Regions from separate parts of the Homo sapiens genome. Here region 2 is linked to region 1. Evidence: chromatin loops called from intact Hi-C (ENCODE). Cell type or tissue: OCI-LY7. All regions are shown on one strand. Region 1 overlaps AUTS2 (activator of transcription and developmental regulator AUTS2). Region 2 overlaps AUTS2 (activator of transcription and developmental regulator AUTS2).

Evidence for each region. A loop is a pair of places that touch in the nucleus more often than their neighbours do. Peaks named below come from ENCODE experiments on the same cell type or tissue, not always from the same donor. Only the 100,000 strongest peaks of a DNase experiment are listed, where the experiment ranks them.
Region 2: a loop joins it to region 1, with 2.3 times the contacts of the local background. A loop is called at or near these places in 2 of 110 quality-filtered maps.

The regions. Positions count from the first base shown.
Region 1 is chr7:70,189,511-70,197,510 of GRCh38, reverse strand. All of the region lies in intron 4 of AUTS2 (activator of transcription and developmental regulator AUTS2), which reads right to left. Among named protein-coding and RNA genes, the nearest start is that of AUTS2, 600 kb to the right of the region's middle. In OCI-LY7, CTCF peaks have their summits at 3,617 and 3,826 (motif pointing left); a DNase peak (open chromatin) is centred at 3,780.
Region 2 is chr7:70,422,847-70,430,846 of GRCh38, reverse strand. All of the region lies in intron 4 of AUTS2 (activator of transcription and developmental regulator AUTS2), which reads right to left. Among named protein-coding and RNA genes, the nearest start is that of GALNT17, 710 kb to the left of the region's middle. In OCI-LY7, no CTCF peak of the experiment used is centred here; a DNase peak (open chromatin) is centred at 4,386; H3K4me3 peaks cover 1,365 bases; H3K27ac peaks cover 2,760 bases.

The DNA.
Region 1 (8,000 bases):
GCCCTGCTTCGGCTCGCGCACGGTGCGCACACACACTGGCCTGCGCCCACTGTCTGGCACTCCCTAGTGAGATGAACCCGGTACCTCAGATGGAAATGCAGAAATCACCCGTCTTCTGCGTCGCTCACGCTGGGAGCTGTAGACCGGAGCTGTTCCTATTCGGCCATCTTGGCTCCTCCTCCATCCGTAAACTTCTTTCCAGTGTCTTTAGAAGTACAAAATGGGTGTGTGTGTGTGTGTGTGTGTGTGGACTAAGAATTTTGGCAACTATTTAGTCTAGTTCCCTCATTTTACTGAGAAAATTGATGTTCAAAGTAGAGGCTTAGTTGTTGTTCAAGAGCCAACAGCTACAAGGTGGCAGATACAGAAATGAGCACAATTTCTGACTCCAAAAAGTAGGGCCTTTTACCACATGTCGCAAATGTATATAAGAGAATGTATATGTATACACACAAACACAAAGTGCCTGAATAGCTAAATGTGTGGCACAAAGAAAAGTTATTAATAAACAGTAGTAATGCTATTTCTCTTTCTTCTTCATATTTAGCCAAACTATCATTACATACACTAAGTGTAAAGAAGACAACCGCTCAAAACCTTTTTCTTAAGAGAGAACAACAATTATCTGAACCTTGAACTTGCTATAGATATACCTTTTCTTACTTCACAAGTTCTACAGGCAACTGACCATTAATAGTACCAAAACTAGTGAGCCTACCCTCAACCAGTGTCCACAATGTGCACAAAAGTTTGCCTATCAGTAAATCTCAGTGGGAAAAGTCAGTCTAGTTCACACTGTTCGTGAATTTCAGCTTATCCTTTGAAATGAAAATATCCAGGAATAATGTTTTATTTAAGAACCTAATTTCATACACATCAGTGCATTAAAACATGTCCCTATAGATGCTGCCATTACTGATCAAATCTGAGTTATTTTTATTCAGTTGCTGCAACCATATATCCAGACGCCTAGAGAAGAACATGGCATGAGGGGGTTCCAAGTGACATGCTCTGAATCCTTCCTGTGCCAGACAAAATTTAATTATCTCCATTGTTTGTGTTATTCAAAATATATTCACAGTCCATCTACTCAGCAAGAAATTCCCTTCTATTTTATTCGGTATAGCTTTTATGCTAAAAGAAGGGAGGGAAAGCTGTAGCTCCCTCACCCATTCCCCACAAGGAGATATGAGGCTGCTGAAGCCCAGTTGATTTCCCAAGCCCAATTATTTCATTGTGTACTATCCTCTTCAACAGCACACTTTACCCAGGGACACAGTCTGCCTAAACACCACACACTTAATGGAGTCCCAAAGCTGTCTCAATTTCATTGCTTCTAACTAATAGGCTGTGATACTTTTTCCCCAAACAGATCAGACCTCTTCTCTCACTCCACAATTTCCTCCTACAGGATAAAAAGGGGAGGGGGGAGCTACTCTGATGAAAGAGACAAAGTATAAATTCCTGCTGCCATACCTTCATTACTGCCCAATACCTGCCTTTCTTATGGGCACAGCAACATCATTTAATCCAGTATAGGAGCTTCTTTTCTCCAGATAATGACAATAATAGGTGTTTCGTTATTACTCTGAGTAGTAACATGGAAGAGCAGGAATCTACACATTTTGTAGTAGTTAACAGGCAGACGAATCAAGGTTTCCTTTCCTTGAAAGAATTCCGAAATTGATTGCCCAGAGAGTATTTTAGGATTGAGAGAGAAAGGAAGGAAGCGATAGGAAAATGATGATTTCTTTAAACTCTTAAGTCTTTGGAATATGTTGCTACCAAAGATAAATGTCTCCCATTGTCTTCTACTATTCAGAGCAGATTTAGAATTCTTTTGGTTTTGTTTTGTTCTTTGAGACAGAATTTCACTGTGTCGTGCAGGCTGGAGTGCAGCGGCACAATCTCGGGTCACTGCAACCTCTGCCTCCCAAGTTCAAGCGATTTTTGTGCCTCAGCTTCCCAAGTAGCCGGGACTACTGATACACAGCACAGTGCCCGACTAATTTTCTTTTGTATTTTTAGTAGAGACAGGGTTTCACCATGTTGGCCAGGCTGGTCTTGAACTCCTGACCTCAAGGGATATGCCCACCTCAGCCTCCCAAAGTGCTGGGATTACAGGCGTGAGCCACCGTGCCTGTCCAGATTCAGTATTCATATTAACAGCTCACTCCCTATTCTGATTTGGGTTTATATCTTGGAAAAGAATATGATTTCCAGGGGTAGGTGTCATATCAAAGGCACAACTTTACCTTCCTACAGACAGACATAATTTGTGACAGATCTTTTTCTTAATCCTTAGCACTTATGTTAATAGTTGTGTCTTACTGAAGCTTTCCTATTCAATAATTTAAGCATATTGAGGAAGGACCGTCAGGAAAAGAGACTTCTTGTTTTTCAAAACTGATTTCTTAAAAATATTATGTATATTTTAAGATGGCGTTTCTGCCATCTTCCAGAGCCATATCCAAGTGGAGATTTCAAGAAAAGGTAGAAATATTGAGAAAGCCAGGCCCAAAGACATGCTGAAGAAATATTATAGGTACTTCTGAAATGTGATGCCTCCCTGTCCCCCAGGGACAATTTCTGTGCTGTCTGAGATAACACCTCTTATATAATGTGGGAAAGAATCAAAGCAGTTAATCCAAATAGTTCCCAAACCCTGCTAGAACTCACCAGCTCTCTTCTTAAGGCAAGACACAACAGTAACATTTAATTACATTTGACATTTAGCTTCAGATTCCATAAGTCATCCTAAATTATCTTTTGGGTCAAAACAGATGTAAATTCACCCACTGAAGACAGTTATTATTATCTTCAAAGTTAAAACCCCTGACTGCTTGGGATGGGAGAGATAGCAAACACGTAATAAGCTCTAAAAAGCATCATCACTGTCCTTCAAGGAAACATGGCTCTACTCCTTCATCTTCACCCTTGCCTAGAATTAATGTGACCACTCTAACTCTGGCCAATACTCCTGGACAAGCATGTAAGTTATGGTTAGTCCAGAAAGTATCTAAACTGGATTGTAGAAAAGAAAGACAATGGAGGTAGTCCTCTGGTCAAACTTTTTTTATTTTTTATTTATTTATTTATTTTTGAGACAGGGTCTCGCTCTGTCGCCCAGGTTAGAGTGCAGTGCCACTCTCGGTTCACTGCCACCTCTGCCTCCCAGGTTCAAGTGATTCTCTTGCCTCAGCCTCCTGAGTAGCTGGAATTACAGGTGTCTGTCACCACATCCAGCTAATTTTTGTATTTTTAGTAGAGACAGGGTTTCACCATGTTGGCCAGGCTGGTCTCAAATGCCTGACCTAAAGAGATCTACCCATCTTGACCTCCCAAAGTGCTGGGATTACAGGCGTGAGCCACCGCACCCAACCCTGGCCAAACGTTATGCTTACATTTGCCCAGTTATAAACTAACACGCAGCACTTTCCAGATCCAAGAGATGGTCTCCTTTATCATCTTTTCATGGCACAATCACAGATTTTGGTAAATCAGGAATAAAAGAGAAGAAAGTGCTTTGAATATTAAATATAGATATGAAGAAGCCTAGAACTAACTGAATTCATTATGCTAAATTCATTATTCATTGAGAAGGGAGAAATCATAAGAATATACAGGAAAATAATAAAAGATTATTAAAGTAAATTCTAGATTAGGTCTGAGATTTAAATAACACTGACAGTAGGTTACACGAATCACTGCACTTTCTTCCCCAGAGGCAAACCTATCTGAAACAGTCAGGAGCTGGCGCAGGTCTGCTTTATCATGTTAGAAAATTATGTTGGATGAGTTAAATCTGAACAGTGCCCTCTACAGGGATTAACATTTCTTTACAATCTTTTTCCTATTGCTGGACATCTTTGTCTTGTTGCTGCAAAAATCATCATCCTTGTAAAAGGCTCTTCATTTAGGCGCTGAAATCAGACGAGGTGTCCTTAAACATCTGCCACATTGCTCATGAGCTATGTAACTTTAGGTGAGTTACTTTACTTTACGTCTCTAAACCTCAAGATTTCTACCCGTAAAATGAGGATACTATGTAGAAGGCAGGGGTCTCTTTTAATGCAAAATAGCATGTGCTTGGCACAGAGCAAGATCTTACTCAGTTTTAGCTTCTAGCAGTATTCCTGTTTTAAGATACAAATCTATTTGCATTTTTACTTCATTGACTTATAATAATTTCCCATTAGTGTCTTCAAAAGCCGTTTCTTTTCCCTCATTAAGCCTGATAAGGTACAAATGCATACGTTTAGATAATGCCACTACCAAGAAAGGCTCAGAGTTGTGTAGGTTTTTGGCCTTGTCAAGGTAGGTTGCCATCAGAGTTCAAGGACCACAGAAATAGTACAACAGAACCTCTAGACACAGCCATACTTGGTCCAGATGGAAGACAAAGGTAGTGGAATGCCATCTATGATTACAATTATGAACTAAAAGAATCCCACTGGTTGATTACATTTTTACCATGTGGTTTTCTTCTCTTCTCTCTTCGCACATACTGGCTTTCTCTGATTGACTATAACTAGTATCTACCTAATGGTTGTTTTTCTAGGGTTCTAGTCATGCTTGCTTTTTGCCAGAACTCACACAGAAGTAAGATACAACAAATGCAAGGAGGCTCCCTTTATCATTTTGACTCCCCCCGTCCATGTCATTTGCTCCTTAAATGAGCATTCCATCTGCCCAAATTCCATTCGAAGCATCAGCAGTCTCAGTGGAGGTGGTTTCTTCAGAGTTCCTTTATGCCATGTCTTTAGCTTTCAGATCATTGCAATGTGATGTGTTCAGACTAATAAGGATTAACCCCTGTCTTCCACTGATAACTGAGAAAGTGAGAGTTTACACAGGCTAAGGTGACCAGCACTGTAGCCTCGGACAGTCTCACATTCTTCTCTGCAAGCATGATGGACTGTGTGGCAGTTCTTAACCTACTTACTTATTTCATGCTCTGGCCCCCTCTCAGCTTCTCATTTTAAGTTGTGTTAAGTTGGTAGTGCTTTGCAATTAGCAAACTACTTACTATTAAATACAGACTTGTTTGCTCCACATATCAGAAGTGACTTAAAAGGAAAACCGTAAAACTTTCGTTTCATTTGGCAAATTTAAAGCAACAAACTCAAAATCAATATTGTATTTGTCAGAATTAGAGGGCCCACACTAAATTCATGAATTTCCTAGAAAGTTTTATAAGAAACAGGGATTTTTTTCCCCCTGTGGTGGCAAAAGTACAATCAATAAATAAAAGAGACTGTCTTTCTAAGGGAAGGAAAGGAAGGTACACAACATTTTTAGCACCTACTATAAATTCTGTGATAGGGTACTTTCACCATTATTCCAGTGAATCTTCTCAAGATCACATTGAAGAAGGTATTACTGGTCCCATTTTTATAGTGAGAGTAACTGAGATTCAATCAAGTTAAGTGATTTGCCTAAAACTACAGAGGTAAAACAAGGAGTTAGGTTTCAAAATCCAGGCATTTAAACCAAGTGACTACTTTTCTCTTTTCTTTTTTTTTTTCTTTCTCCCCTGCCTCAGCCTCCTGAATAGCTGGGATTATAGGCACCCACCACCACGCCTAGCTAATTTTTTTTTTTGTATTTTTAGTAGAGACAGGATTTTACCATGTTAGCCAGGCTGGTTTTAAACTCCTAACCCCAAGTGATCCACCCACCTCGGCCTCCCAAAGTGCTAGGATTACAGTTGTGAGCCACCGGGCCTGGCCTTTTTTGTCTTTTCTTATACAAAACTATTGTCCATGTAAAATCAGAGCAATTAAAATGGTTACAAACAATCTGTTGCATTTATTCACATGGGGACAAGAACATATCGTAGCATAAAAATTTGAACAAATCTGTTAATCATCTTCTGACTGTATTATGAATTTCAAACCTGATAAAGCAAGTCACTTTATGCAGTACGCACATTCCTGCAATGCATGACTATGAAATAAGACATGAAAGTTGATAATTTGATGTATAAACAAAAATTTGGTCTTGTATTACCAGTTTTCCCATCATTAAGAAATAAGTGGGCTGGGTGTGGTGGCTCACGCCTATAATCCCAGCACTTTGGGAGGCCAAGGTGGGAGGATCATGAGGTCAGGAGACCGAGACCATCCTGGCTAATATGGTTAAACCCCGTCTCTACTAAAAATACAAAAACAAAATTAGCCAGGCATGGTGGCGAGCACCTGTAGTCCCAGCTACTAGGGAGGCTGAGGTGGGAGAATGGTGTAAACCCGGGAGGCAGAGCTTGCAGTGAGCCGAGATTGCGCCACTGCACTCCAGCCTGGGCAACAGAGGAGACTCTGTCTCAAAAAAAAAAAAAAAAAAAAAAAAAGAAATAAGTGGATGACATTTGAAAGCATCATATGTAAGCTGTCATTGTGCTATCAAAGAGCACAATATCTGAAATTGAATTTAGTAAGGCTTCAATAATATTTACTTAAATCAAATGCTTGAGGAATGCTCTGTGTTGATGCTTCTGAAAGCAGCAGACTGTCTTATCTCAGGGTCTATTACCTACAGTATTTTTACAGTAAGATACTGTTAAAATTTCTACTAGAATTTTACATTATTTTAACAGAAAATGTGATAGATTTAACAAAGTGTATTTAAATGGTTAATGATACTGGAATGAAAATGCTATGGTTAAAATACCCACTTCCTTCATTCTGAAAAAAAATTATAAGCAATGAGATTATACAATAGTGTACGCTGCAAATCCTCTAGGAAACTCCTATTACTTTATAAGCATAAAAAAAAGTCTACGTTGGGTTAAACAGAATTGAAACATCAGTAAAATGAAGAGTAATGCAATTGGCAACCTGAGGCTCCACCAGATGCCCATTTCTATAGTAATCAACTCCAAAGAGACCTAGGGAACCATCACCTTACCCGAATGCACTGTCTAATGATAGTTAATCCTGTTACTCAAAGAGGATAACTAGAACTCAGCTCAACCCAGCCTGTGAGGTGAGCATCCCCCACTGTCAGAATTTGCTTCAACGAAAATGCGGCAGTGAGGAAATTTGTGAAATGATAGCTGAGTAAGCAATAGACAATTAAGGAATTTAAAACAGCTGCTAGGAGATGAGATGAGCCAACTGGCAGGAAAAAGACAGTTTTATACTAATTATCATATTTGAAAGAAAACAAGAGTACCCCCTTTAGTCCTTAATATACACTATTTCTTTTTCCGTTCAAACATCTATCTTGGCAAAATAAAATCTATGAGGCATTACCTAGCACAGGTTTTAATTTGATTAAATACCAAGCAACACTTACTGCTGTATCCTTGGCTAAAGCTAAGGTATGGGAAGAAAATGCAAAGGGAAATCATGGCAGAAAAAGGATGCCAAGCTAGAAGGGCAATATTTCTTCTTATTGTGATCTTTATTTGGAACATAACATTTTGTTCTGTATTCTCTTGTTCTCAGAAGCAATCTAAATATGACTATGTAAACATTCTGAAGGATACTAAGCACACATCATGGACCATTCCAGCTACTATTCATCCTTAACATGCTCAACCTCAAACCACAATCAGTACCGGATCAAGGCCAAACGAGCCCTTCAAGGCCAAATAAGCCTTTCCTACTAACACACACTGCACTATAGAAGATGGCTTCACTAGATGGGTAACAAGTGGCTAACGATAGTCAATGTAGCTGGAAATGGGGGTGAGAATCAGCACCTTCAAAAAATGAAGCTCATCGTGCAGTCAAAATTTATTCTCTTTCTTTCAGCATCAAAGAAATCAATAAAAGGAGCTTTGAGGATGCTCAAGAGAGAGAAACTGAACAACTGTTAAGTGCCAGGCACCTTACATATATTCTCATTGTCTCACAGCTCCACTTAAACACACATTTTACAGACAAAGAAACTGAGACTTAGGCAGGCAATACTTTGTATCTTTCACAGGGCTACACTGATTGTCCTCCAAGTGGTCACCTGGGCATTAATCTAGCACCAAGCTTTACGTAACACAC
Region 2 (8,000 bases), 230 kb before region 1:
AAAAAAAAAAAAAAAAAAGGCGACACTGCAATCTGCTATGTGGATTGTAACATAATCTAATTAAAAAATTCCCCAGTGCTGGTTATTTAGATTGTTTCAATTGCACATCCTTTAGAATTTTTCCCTTTGCACCCATTCACCAATATTGCTGTCTGCGACTGTCTTTTCAAGGCCCTTCCTTTTCTGCATATTCTTTAATGTCACTGTCTCCCCAGAGTTGCATCTGGAGTTCTATTGTTTCTATGTGACTTTCAAGGGAGACCTTAAAGATTCCCTTGGTCCTTTCTACCATGTATATGCTGAAACTCAAAAATCTCTATGCCCACATTTGCCAGCTGTGTAACTTTGGAAAAGTTATTTAAACTCTCTGGGCCTTAGTATATTTCTCTGTAAAATATGGCTAGAAGAGGAGAATGAGTTAATACATGTAAACAACTTAGTGCATGGTACCAAGTATGTACAGATGATAAATGTTAAGTATTATTAAGCTTCCGTTGGGTATGTGCCCCCTGTTGAAGTGCAGCGAACACTCAGACTCAAGTATCCATCTAAATCTGGACTCAACATCTTTGCTCACCTGAAACTGCCCCTCTCCCACGTTGCCCTTGGTAATAGCATCACCAAGCAATCACTCAACTGCGTAAGTGAAGAGCCTTATCCTTGACCCCATCCTTGAGCGGACTTATCTTCCTCTCTCACCCCACGTTATTGATTCTGCTTTCTAACTCTCCATCCCTGTGGCCATGGCTACTGCGTTAGTTCAGGGTTTTATTTTGTCATTACAAGAGGATAATGACTGCTTTCCAAGGTCTATGCTCTCTTCCTTTTCTAATCCAAGTCCTTATTGACAAGAGTGGATTTCCTAAATTTCTATTTGATGCAGATGCTTCACAAGGCCTATGAAGACCCTTCACATTCTGTTTCTAATCCCCCTCAACTCCCAAATCCCAACCACTCTCTCAACACAATGCTTCTTAAGCTTTCTGTGGTGAAGAGCCATTTGTTTTTGTTTTGCTTTCTTTAATTTCTAATATGTTACGACAATTACTTTTGTAAAATATAATAAAAAGTCAAATTCTTGAAAAATGAAAAAGAAAAACAAATATATATAATACATTTAAAAAATTATTAGATTTATGAAACACAAAATTATGCTACTGAGTTACTCTAAAAGTTTCCCAATGCTTACTCTTGACTCCCCATACTAATCTCACAGCAGGTTGGTTGCAAACAGCTTGTGGTCCGGCCCTGGTTGGCATCCTCGCATTGTGTGGCACTATCCTAACATACCTTGCTTCAACCACGCCCACTCACGCTCAGTCATGCCACCAGCCATCTGCACTTAACAATTCCCTCTACTGGGAATTCTATTCCTCCAAGTTTCTACCTAAAAGCCTGACATTCACCTTCAAAACACAGTTCCTTTTTTGAATCTTCCAATACTTTTCCAGAAAGACTTAATTGCTTCTATCTCCATCCCTTACAAAACTGTACTGCCGTTGTTTGCCACAACAGTCTTTCCAACCAGAGAATGAGCTCCATGTAGGTAAGGACAGTGCCTTGCTTATCTTTGTATCTCTAGGCCTTGGGACACAATAGATGCTCAATTATACTGACAAGTCAATCTCATTCTTCTTGAGTATTGTTCAAACTGTGGTTGATTCCATGCAGCATAAGCAAAGTATGATTTAAAAGGCAGGTGATTCCAAAGAGAAAGTACAAGAAACACTAATATGACTGCTTAACGCAAAGAGATGTATGTGTGAACATACTGAGGGAGGTTAAAATCGTTAGCAGAGCCTAGAGTTGGGGCCCAGAAGAAAATATCTTCCATTAAAAGGCTCAGAAAAAAGATGTGATTATGACTTTATTATATTTATTCAAAAGCAAATATTTTTCATTTTCATTTGGGAATCTCGGTATCTGTGTTTTAAGACTCTGGTCCAAATTGAAATCAGTCAAGGTCTGTGACATCTCTCTGTTTCATTCAGAATGTAGCAACAAGATGGAATTCTAGGTACCTTGTGATGGAATGCATTCTTAAGCACAGAGTGGCAATCATTGAATATATCACATACAATGACATTGAGGAGGGCATTGCTCTCTATTCTGCTCAATGGACCTTGCTGGAACAGTTATTTCGTATCTCAAATCCATTTATCATTGCCACCAAAGATGTCAGGGCTGAATACCACTGCTGAACAAAGTTATTTTATTCTTGTTTCTGCCTAAAGGAAATGAGAGGAAAATGAGGGAGAACCCCAACTTGTAAACTACAATATCTAACATCAAGTATAATTTAACTTTGCCAGTGACAAAACAAATCGATTCTCCTTTGGGGCAGGCGGTTTATCTAAGACCTTAAAGACATCCCTCACCTAAAAGCAATTTCAGAAGAAGCCACCTGCAGAAAACATGACACTTATTTTCTTATTTAAAGAAGTAAGATAGCAGCATGGTGACTAAAAACACGTTCACCATCCCCTGCCCAGCTGCCCAATCCTTTGCTCATGTAAAAATGGGCCGCCATTTTGTGCCACATATGGCAGCTCTGATGTTGTCTGTTTTTCATCAATCCACAAAGCCCTAATTTCACACTGTTTACATTGCTCTCATATTGGTTTTGGACTAAGTGAAATTTAAAGCTACTGGGGCCCTAGAAATTTTTAAATTTTTAAACCTGAAAATGTTCTTACTGAGACCATATTCTTACTGACTGTGAAATAATGTCGTCGACTCTTCCCCTCTATCTTAACAGTAACTACGCCTGATCAAATAAAATAGCTCAGATAAAATGAAAGCCTAATTAAAATATTCATGTTCCAAACAACAGTTTACAAGAATAAAGCTTTTGGTAATCACTAATGAGCCCATTTGAAAATAATATGAGGTCCACCAATCTTCAATTGTTCAGGAGATACAAGAGAATCAACTCTCAGAAGCCTCTGGAATTCGGTACTGATAACCTAGCATTTCTGAATGGGGAGTTCTCAGAATCTGACATTTTTGCAAGTTCTCAGTTTGAACTGGCCAGAGCTCAAATAACCAATGTGATCTGAGGGGGCTAAGGGAACACTTCTTATTCCCCCTCCAGTGTCTCAGATAATAACACACTCATTCAACCAACAATGTTCAGGTAACTACTATGTGCTAGGTTCATTCTACCACCCATTAGAAGTGCAAATATATTGACAGAAATCAGGTTGTCCAAACTTGAAGTTTTAAAGCTCATAAATTAAATTCTAATATTTTTTTTCCTTTTTGTCACTTTGAAATCCAAGTGTATTTCATAAAACAATCTGTATGTTGTAAATTTCCACAGATCATTAAAGTATTGTTGAGTTATTGGAAGTGGGGTTGGAAGTGAATATTTCACAAATCTTTGGGGAGTTCAGCTTGTTTTCCTCTAAGAAAGGAAGTCACATTTTGCCAAGTATAAATATACATAAACCCCAAAGATGAAATTTACTTAAAACCCAGAGTCCACAAACCTCAGTGGTTGCCAAACTCAGAAAAATAAGTATCTTGTCCAAAGGTAAAACTGACAGTCTGGGGCCCGGTGATTTGTAAATGATCTCTTTTAAGCTTAAGGAACAGATCCTTTGCTTCTCTGTCATTGATTTACTGATTCTAAGTCATCAATAGCATTAATCCGTACTTGCCTGGGGACCTATTACAAATGACTTTGAAGATGGTGTGAAGCAAGAGTTTATTATGAGACCACAGTGTTACTATCAGGAAGACATCTTTGCCTGTGTGCTTTGGCAGAATTCTATTTGTGACCCCTCTGTAATGGGGCGATTTTCCCTTCCCATATATAGTTTCTTGGTGCTTTGGGTGGGGTCTGAGCCCCCACCCCCAGGTTTGCTTCAACTGATGCTGGGTTCTTTTTGGAGTCCTGTGTAAGCTAATAAAACCCAAATTTGCTGATGAGTAAAAAGGAAAAGTATGTTATGGGTTAAAATAATACAAGAGTCTATTTTTTCCGCTGTGTTGTGATCCATAGAAATCACCCTGAGCCTTTTCCCTTTCTTCTCTGCCTGGGAAGCCAATTGCTTTGATTGCAGTGATATGAGCTAGCTAAAATGACTTGCCCTTGCTTGTGAGGCAAATGGAACATGCTAATAGAACTTATCGCATTACCCGATGCAAAAGTGCCATAGCTCATTACTTTAAGATAAAAGGATATCATTGCAGACGGCAAGCAGAATTGACTTTCTGAGGCCCGACTTGATGATGATTTAATCAACTGCTCTCTTTCACTTCTCATCTCTGTGCCTGTCGGTTTCACAGGTGCCGTTAAATGAGACACTCAGAAAGTGAGCGGAGGGAAAGAAATTGCTGTCATTACTTTTCAAGAAAGGAGGTATGCAAATTTTCAACAGAAAGATTGCGTTCATAATGGGCCTGGTAAAATACAAGGATCATGCTTGACAGGTGAGGGCAAGCCATTTGTATGTCCTTAAAGTGGAGCAACCGTCCTCGTTTAGAAATGTGCTCAGTAAGAGAAACTACAAATGAGAGGCCTGGTGCAGCCAGGGGAGAGGCGGGGTGGAATCACAGAGGGTTGGTTCAAGCTGGTCTATGTTCTAGAAAAGAGAAGGGTGCTTAAGACTCAGGAAGCCAAAGCCAGAGGAACAGATAACAAAGCCTGGTAGCTTTCAGTGTGAACCAAGATGCCAACAGCTCTTGAAAAGACCACATCGTTATCCTTCATATATAACTATGGAGCCAGACTGCCTGGGTGCAAAGCCTGCCTGTACTGTACACCATCTGTGAAACCTCTAGCAAGGAACTTAACCTCTCTGTGCTTCAGTTTCCTCATCTATTAAATGGGGCTATTGACAGTATGTACCTCATAGTGTTGCTAAGAACGTTAATTGAGTTAATAAACATATAATTTGTATAAGTACATATGTAATAAACATAAAAATGTCTAGAACACTGCCTGATACATAGGAAGCAATCAATAGATGTTAGAAACCATCCATCCATCCATCTATTCATCTTCAGTAAGACTGAATATCTTTTTTTAAAAAGCATACATGAGCCAGGTGTTGGAAATCTCCCTGGCTCTAGTCTAGATAGAATAGAATTCTTCACTGATTTCACATACGTCTTGCATAAATTCTTTGCTAATTTAACATATACAAGTCTTGCTCCCCAGGCAGGCAGTGAACTCCTCAGAAAGTGCAGGCTGGTTGTCCCTGGAATCATCACAGGGTCTAGTGTATTCTTGAGGACCCTCAAAGATGCTCAACAACAATTTGATGATTTATGGATTCCTCCTCCCTCCCTCCTTCCACTCATTCCACATTATCTGATGCTGCCTGTGTGCTATAGCCCTTTGAGGAATCTCCTCTTGGAGTAGAAAATGTCTGAGTTTAGCTGGGAATCTCAGGTGATCACCATGTGCCCTGTGTATCCTGGGGAAGGAAAGGCACAGCCAGCAGGAACAGCCAGTCTGGCTTGAATCACCTTCAGGAAGGCAGAATGAATATGAATAGATTACATGATCAGGGTAGCATGAACAGAGGTGTTTTTTCATCCACTTTGTCTTCAATAGGTAATTGCTCTATTTTCTCCAACACTCAAAGTAAAAGCATCTTTCTTAAAGTGCTTGGAATTCCAAGTTCTTTTTCCCCAGGTAATGAAGCTGCTGCAACCATTCTTCCTTCCACCACTAAGGTTGTGAGACACTGAATGTAGCTACGGCTTTCCATGCTAAGTATCACCAACATGATTCAATTCCCAGCCAAAGGGTCAATGTCCATCTCAAGCTAAAGGAGAGATGGGGTGTCCATGATGGCAGGGCAGCCCTGAGCTCTCTATTTTGGAAAAGCCTGGTTGTTGAAGTGCATTTCACATCTTGCAGGGTTCCTCCACAGGAACAACGGCAGAGCATGTTTTCCTCTAGAAATGCCAGCTGTTGGCTGGCATTCATCAAAAAAGAATCCTGAGGCCAGGTGCAATGCCTCATGCCTTTAATCCCAGAACTTTGGAAGACTGAGGCGGGATGATCTCTTGAGCCCAGAAGTTCAAGACCAGCCTGGGCAACATAGCGAGACCCCTGTCCCTGCAAAAAATTTTAAAATTAGCAGGTATGGTCATGCATGCCTGTGGTCCCAGCTACCTGGGAGGCTGATGTGAGAGGATTGCTTGAGCCCGGAAGGTCAAGGCTGCAGTTAGCTCTGATCATGTCATTGTGCTCTAGCCTGGGTGACAGAGAGAGACCCTGTCCAAAACAAACAAACAAAGAAACAAACAAACAAACAAAAAACACCAAGAATCCTGACAACAGCTCTAGAAGAAAGTATTATACTACCACCCTTCCATTTTAGAGATGAGAAGGTAAGTAAGGCTTCCAGTGACAGAGATGGCACTTGAACCCAGTTATGTCCTTCAAAGTTCATGTTCTTAGCCAGTATAACGTACCATCTCACTCTCTCTCTCAGGCTATACAAAGAAACTACTTCAAAATATTTTCCTGATTGATTGCTTGGCAAAGTACAGAGGCAAGCTGAAACCGAAAAGAGATTGCAGCGCCTACAAGCAGCAGTGAATGCAGCCATATAGCCGTATTTCTGCTCCACAGAAGACAGCTCTCCCTTAAGAGGGACTGAGCACAGTCCCTGGCTCACAGGAAGTGCTCATTCAGTCTGAGGCTGACGTAGGTTCAAATTCTGACCCCCTCCACTTAATAATCATGCTGTGTTTGGAAAGGAACTTAATTCTTGGAGTCTACCTTTCTTAACCAGTGAATGGCGATGATACACACCCCACCGGATTTTTGTGAGAATTAAATCAGTTCAGGTATGTGAAAGCAGCCAGAAAGACATACCAATAGTTTCATTTTTCCAGTTATTTCCATGAAAGATATGTTATATCACACACAACAACAGGGTAACTTACTAATTATTTAAATGTTGGGTTGAATTTTTGTACCGTTTTATTGCCAGAGGGGAAGTCACATTCTGCAAGGATTTCTGCTCAGGACGTGTTTAAAGACTCAATACTATGCTACACGAAAACAGAAACAACCACCCAGACAAACAAAACCAGAAACCATCATTCCCTCTCAACGAAGTGAGCAACAAGAAGAATCTTCCAGGTAACTAATAGTTTTATTTCACTGATAAAAAACCAAAAAGGAAAGACACCTTAGAGCTGAAATTTTGAAGTGTTTCTTTAGGTTCTTGATGAACATTTTTTTTTGGGATGGAAGTAGCTTGGACTTATTCTTCAAATAGTCAGTAACCTGCACACAGGGACTAAAGTAAAATGCATAGGTACAAGATTTGGAGTTTAAATTTGTAAGTTATGCTATGCATAGTGCATATGGGCTTTGACATTATTAAAATGTTCAAAGTTAAGTTGGAAAAATAAATACACAGATAAATAGAATGGATATTAAAAACACTAGGTGATTACTGGTACAAGTAGGAAGCTACATATTTTAAACTTTGTCTAGCGATTCTGACCAGTCAGAATTAGGAGATAGTTTTGATAGCCCTACTCACAGATTATTTATATTCAAGATTGATTTAAGGACTGATTTACCAAAATCAACCAGGAGAGTAATCTTGACAGAGATAAAAATTCCCAGAGGTAACTGCAAAAATGGGGATTTGCTGAGAGAATATAACTAAAGTACCTGGCACTTAGTAGGCACTCAAGGATCCAACAGACCACCACCCTTTCAGGACACATGGAAATGACTGTTCCTTCTTCCATATGGAAGCTTTCCAGGGCTCTGACTTCACTGGCTGTACCTTAACTGTTGGTTTCTAGCACCTCCAACACTGTTGGCTAGTTTCCTTGACAGTATCTCAGAGTTTGCTCATATCTTGCTCCACTTGAAGCTGGTACCTAGAAGGTGCTCAATACATATATGTGAAAGAATTAATAAATTACAGTAGCAAAATACCTGAGGGAAGGTAGCATGGAGAGTGTCTGAGTGAAGAGATCAAGAGAGAGACAGTGGTTGGCGGCATGAACAC